Linked DNA regions of Mus musculus: region 2 is linked to region 1. The links are chromatin contacts, found by Hi-C in ENCODE. All regions are on one chromosome and are shown on one strand. Each heading gives the region's core, a stretch centred on a gene start or an enhancer-like site at or near the end of the contact. The rest is flanking DNA. Distances are from core to core; before and after follow the strand shown.

Region 1 (2,708 bases), core at 60-2,559:
GACTTAGAGAAGTACCTTGCATGCCTGGAATTTGGGACCCAGGGCTGGCACTTGGAGCTACGCTGCTCAAGGCCCAGCCTCTCATCGGGCATCACCTCGAAATGGAGGGAAACTGAACAGAGGAAAAGGAAGACCCAAGTAAGGAAAGGAAGGCCAGGCCCTGCCTGGGGATCCCAGGAAGACTAAGGCTTCACTTCTCAGCAAGTAAAACAGATAGAACGAAGAGGTCAATAGGTGGAGGTGAACAGAAGAGCTCACACCCACAGAATCATCTTGTCTTTATTGTCTGTCCCCTGACCATGTGACTTCTGGAGGCTGAAGGGCTGTGTAATATCCCCCTCCGGGGGCTGGCCAGGAGGAGGCAGGATCTTGGGTAGTCACAAGTTACTCTTCATGGATTCAAAGAGTAATTATCCCTAGCAGGGTGACTTGGCCCATTTCTTTGAGTGGAGCTCGGAAAGGCTACCAGTAGGCTTTATTGGTACAAACAATGAACAGATAGCTGCCCACAGGCCACAGCTCTGCTGAGTGAGGAAATTCTCCTCCTTTGCTCTCCACAAAACTTCCTAATGCAAGCGAGCGTGGGAACTGGTGCCAGTGTGAAGAGAACGCCACTGTTTCCTCTACTTACCAAGAGATGTCCATGCTAAGCCTATCCGCCAAGGGGAAAGCCAAGGACAACATCATTTGGGTTTTGATCAAAGTGGTCTTTTCATCCCACAATTAAAACGTGTCATACTGTTCCCAAGCTTTGAGATGTCAGTAGGTTGCCAGCCTAGCCCTCCCAGGATCAGCCACTCACGGAAAAGGGCTCTTGGTCTTCTTTTCTAACTTTTCTGTCTCACTTGCTTTCACCAAGAACCCAGCTCTCCCGAGCTGGTGCCCAGCATTTAAGTGATGAGAGCCGCATCCGGGCTCAGCAGCAAGTTGGTGCCAACGTTGAATTGCTGTTGAATAAACAGCAAGGCAATCTTTATCTAAATAATCAGTTGTTCCTCAAACCACAAATAACAACAGGATCTGAAAGCCACCAAATCCGCACAGGACAGAGAGAGCAAGAAAAGACTGAGGCAGGGGATTTCTGTTTGCTTGTTTGTTGTGCTTTTTTTTCTCTTACAGCCCCTCTCTGCTAAGCTCTGCTCAACTGTTTCCTTACACAGCCTGGGGGAGGGCAGGTGGAGGGCAGGAAGGGCATAGCTCAGAAAGTTTAAAAAAAAAAAATTGACATCACTTAAGTCACGTGATTGGCAAGAGCCAATGGCGGTGGGCTGTGGAAAGGGGAACAGTTAAATTTGTAATTTGGGTTGTGTGAAAACTTCTTTGGACCTCATAAACAACCACAGAACCACAAGTTGGGTAGCCTGGCAGTGTCAGAAGTGTAAGCCCAGCACAGTGGTCAGCAGGCAGGACGAATCACACTGAATGCAAACCACAGGCTTTCGCAGAGCGGTGAGCAGTTCAACCCACAGCATAGGCGGTGCTTTCGTCTTTTTTTTTTCCTTTTTTTAATCTTTAACAATTTGAATATTTGTTTCTGCAATAATTCTTTCCCCCACCCCCACCCCATAGGACCCATGGAGTACCAGAAGTGTTAGGGTTGGGGGTAGAAAGAGACGTGGGGAGCCATGGTGGGAGGTGAGGTCAGAGTAAGTGACATTTCTTGGTTTTTGCTCTGAAGGTGAAAGAAATTATAGAATCCCCCGCCTTCAGGAGAGGTGCGTTTTCGAAAGGAAACGATGGCTTCAGACAGCATTTTTGAGTCATTTCCTTCATATCCACAGTGCTTCATGAGAGGTGAGTACGCTGGTCTTTTTTATATCTGATTTTGCTCAGCTTTGCGCAGACTAAGATGGCAGCCCGTGGACCCTCCGGTGCCTGCCTGAAGTCCCTGCCTGCTTGTGGGGGGAGGAATTCAAACAGAGGCTGTTGACTCTGAGACCACGAGATTATTATTTGTCAGACGCCGTGCTGCGGGGATGTTTTAATAAATGCTTAGGCTGTTGAAATATTTGGTCGCTGGGTGAAAGTTGTGTCAAGTGCTCTGAGCCGCTCTCAGTTAAAGTCCCAGAGATTAGAAGGCTGGCGCGGAGGACACTCTTTGGGTTTTATCTGGCTGTGCCTTGCTCTGAATGATTCGCTTGCACTTACTCTGATGGCAGCAAGCTGTCTGGCCCTGGTTCTGAGTTTGGCTTGCCCCTGGGTTTAGCAGGCTCAGTACTTAGCTGGCCGGAAGAGCCGGTGCCAGCAGAGTGGTCTCCGAGAGGCAGCTCACAGGTATACCTTGGATCAGTGCGGAGATTTCAGGGCCAAAGTGGCAAGTCCACAGAGGGCAGGATTTGGGCAGACTCGTTCTGGGAAAAGCCATCAGAAGATGCTGTGTTGTGCTGTGGTTTTTCTTTCAGCCTCAATTGAAAGAGGCAGCCGGCATTGCTCAAGACAGAAAGCCAGCAAGTTGTGGTACACAGTCTCTCTCAGAAAGAACTATGAAGCCATTTCCTAAGTCCACGCACTGTCACAGCAGAAATTACTAGATTACAGACTTATGGGTTGGCACCACGTAGGTCCCTGAACCTTCCTGCATTTTTTACAGCGGCCTTATGGAACTTACAATGCTGGAGTTCAGCCATAGTGCCCATGTGGGCTTGGTGGGTCTTTCAGGATGAGGACTGAGCTTAAGTAAAGAAAAACAGTGGCATAAAGAGCTCACA
Region 2 (2,708 bases), core at 104-2,603, 250 kb before region 1:
CAGTACCCCTGGAGCTCGTGTCTCTAGCTGCATATGTAGCAGAAGATGGCCTAGTCCGCCATCTGTGGAAAGAGAGGCCCATTGGTCTTGCAAACTTTATATGCCTTAGTACAGGGGAATGCCAGGGCCAAGAAGTGGGAGTGGGTGGGTAGGGGAATGGCAGGGGGAGGGTATAGGGGAAGTTGGGATAGCATTGGAAATGTAAATGAAGAAAATACCTAATAAAAAATAAGAATAAAAAAATAGAGTACTGGAGTCCCTGTGAAACTGGATCCTGTCACTGGGATCAGTAGAGTGGTTTGAACCGGGATCCAGGAAGTATATGTGTTGACACCTTAACCCTAATTCCTGTTCATGGACCTCAGAGGATTGGAGGTGGCTAAGCTTGGCTATGGTTATCAGGGTGACATCCATGGGAGACTTGAGGGGTTTTGGAAGAGCAGATGAGAGAAGAAGTGGACACTTTCTAGCTCCATGCTACACCACACACTTCATTATGACTACTTAACATGAAGCCCTCATTGGACACCAAGCAGAGACCAGGCCCTGGTTCATACTCTTGGACCTCTCAGGCCCCCATGAGCTAAATAAACTTCTCTCCTTTATAAATTACTCAGCCTTTACCTTTTGTTCTTAAATCAACGGAAAGTAGCCAAAGGTCAGAAACATGGCCAGGACCCACCCAAAGGATTTGGTCCCTTTGAAGACTGCAGTTTAACACAACTGTCACTGCCAACTCCTTCCTAAATTACGTTCTTCATCCACCCGGTACCCAGGGCACTCAGCATGATCTGCAGTGGAAGGGAACAGCTCGTAAGAAAGGATGCGGCATCTCCCTGAACAGCTCTATTTAACAGTACCATTGCGGGCCGGAGAGGTGGCTCAGGGGTTAAGAGCACTTGCTCCTCTTCCAGGGGACCTGGGTTCAATTCCTAGCACCCACACAGAGGCTCACAACTGTCTTTAACTCCAGCCCTAGGGGATCTGATGCCTTCTTCTGTCCCCTACTACCCACACATAGACATCCGTGCAGGCAAATATTCACACATATTAAAAATAATTTTTAAAGTAACATAGCATAAGAGTTTTACTAGTTTTCAGACTAAATTCCACAATTTTAAGGTTCTGTCTGAGGTAACAAGAGGCTGTCCTGCCGGTGACACAGGCTTAACTGCCTGCTTAAGCCAGCCTTGGAATCAGCATGGTCCTGTGGCTCTGTAAAGGGCCACACTGGGGACAGCGAGGGAGCACAGAGTCTGTTTTGCCTGCTCACTTCTCTGAGGAGAGACTCCAGAGATCTGCCTGCAAAGACACATTCCTGCCATAGCCTGGGTGCGCTTGCCCTTTAAGGCGGGACTGGATCCAGCGTGAATCGCAGACTGTGCCGAAGACCTTGTCCAGTATAAGCAGAGCAGGCCTGGAGTTTTAGTATTTGGGTGTTCCAAGGCAACATTTTGCTGAGAAGTATTAAAGTGTAACCAAATCTTACAGAGAACACACTGTTCCTGCAATATTTCCAGGGCATCTGATCAATGGGGGATATGAGAAAGAGAAATAAACAAAAAATAAAAAATAAAAAAAAGACAGAGAACGGAGCAGGCAAGCGTGCTCACAGGAAACCAAGCAGAGCAGAGGAAATGATTCTCAAAGTAAATACAGATAGCCGAGGAGAGAAAGCTATGTCTGTCTGTCTTGCTCTGAGCCTGGGTCAGGCTACGGGAGTCTGGTGGGGCTATGCTGGGGATTTTTATCTGGAGCCTCCTCTCTCCATAAGCTCAGCTGTCAGAGGCAATGCCAGGAGCAGCCAAGACAAAACCCAGTCAGGGAAGGAGGTACGGTTGCAGGATAAAACAGTATGGGAGCTGAGGGCTGGCTGCCAGCAGGCCAGGCATCCCTGAGACCCAGCAGGAATTTTACTTGAAAGAAAGCAGGGCTCTTGGTGAAGGGTGTGGATCCGATCATTGATGTGAACTCAGGGGACTCACCCAAGAGGACTCACCCAAGAGGACTCACCCAAGAGAACTCTGTGGCTTAAGTCTTGTCAGTGCTAGAATAGTTTCCTACTCACTGGGCCCCAGAACACACAGAATACCTTCTGGTATCAGGGACATGTGTAGAACATGACACCTACAGAGGGCGGGCTCTCGTCCTCAACAGCATTGACACAGGGTCACATTGTTCCTGGCTGTGGGACAGTCATGGGGATTTTTATGGCAGTGGGCAGCAGCCATGGCTTCTTCACAGATACTAATAATACTTCCCCTATAGTGTCCCCCCCCAACCCCGACCCCCAATGAGTTTAGACGTTGTCCCTGGGGATTGGTAGGAATGGTCACAATCACCACTGGTTGAGAAACCATGCTACAGATGAAGGAACCTCAACCCAGAAAACACACATGGTACCTCTGAGGCTGTGCAGGGAGAAGCTGCGAAACCAGATCCTCAGAGAACCGGATCTATCTGGAGCTTTTGTCTTGCAACAGAAAAAGACCACCCTGTCCGGTCAGCCCTGAGCAGTCGGGAGCCTGGACTCCACGTCTTCTTTGCTGTCTCTCTGTCAACTCTGTTGCTCCATATCTTTGAGTCTTGATGTATCAAAATGGGTTTTGATGAGAACATCAGCCTACAGGGTTCTGGGCTGAGTCCAGCAAAGCTACACAAAGCAGGCAGGGCATGAGGCGAGCAAAGAGTGTCGTGTACAACTTCCT

Evidence for each region. Hi-C counts contacts between places; a loop is a spot of excess contacts on that map.
Region 2: a loop to region 1 is called in a map of heart, with 2.5 times the contacts of the local background. The contact joins the enhancer-like site here to the promoter of Runx1 in region 1. A Hi-C loop is called at or near these places in 1 of 37 maps with a recorded cell type or tissue (heart).

What each region holds. Positions count from the first base shown.
Region 1 is chr16:92,824,675-92,827,382 of GRCm38, reverse strand. It overlaps Runx1 (runt related transcription factor 1), which reads left to right and starts at 1,309. Exons shown (of 8, transcript NM_001111021.2): 1 at 1,309-1,449; 2 at 1,679-1,794. The coding sequence starts at 1,737.
Region 2 is chr16:93,071,003-93,073,710 of GRCm38, reverse strand. No RefSeq gene overlaps it. Among named protein-coding and RNA genes, the nearest start is that of Gm30474, 60 kb to the left of the region's middle. Within about 2 kb of position 1,353, at least 2 of the 3 ENCODE cell types and tissues checked have a DNase peak (open chromatin) inside an H3K27ac peak, as active enhancers do; they include heart, where a contact is called at or near this core.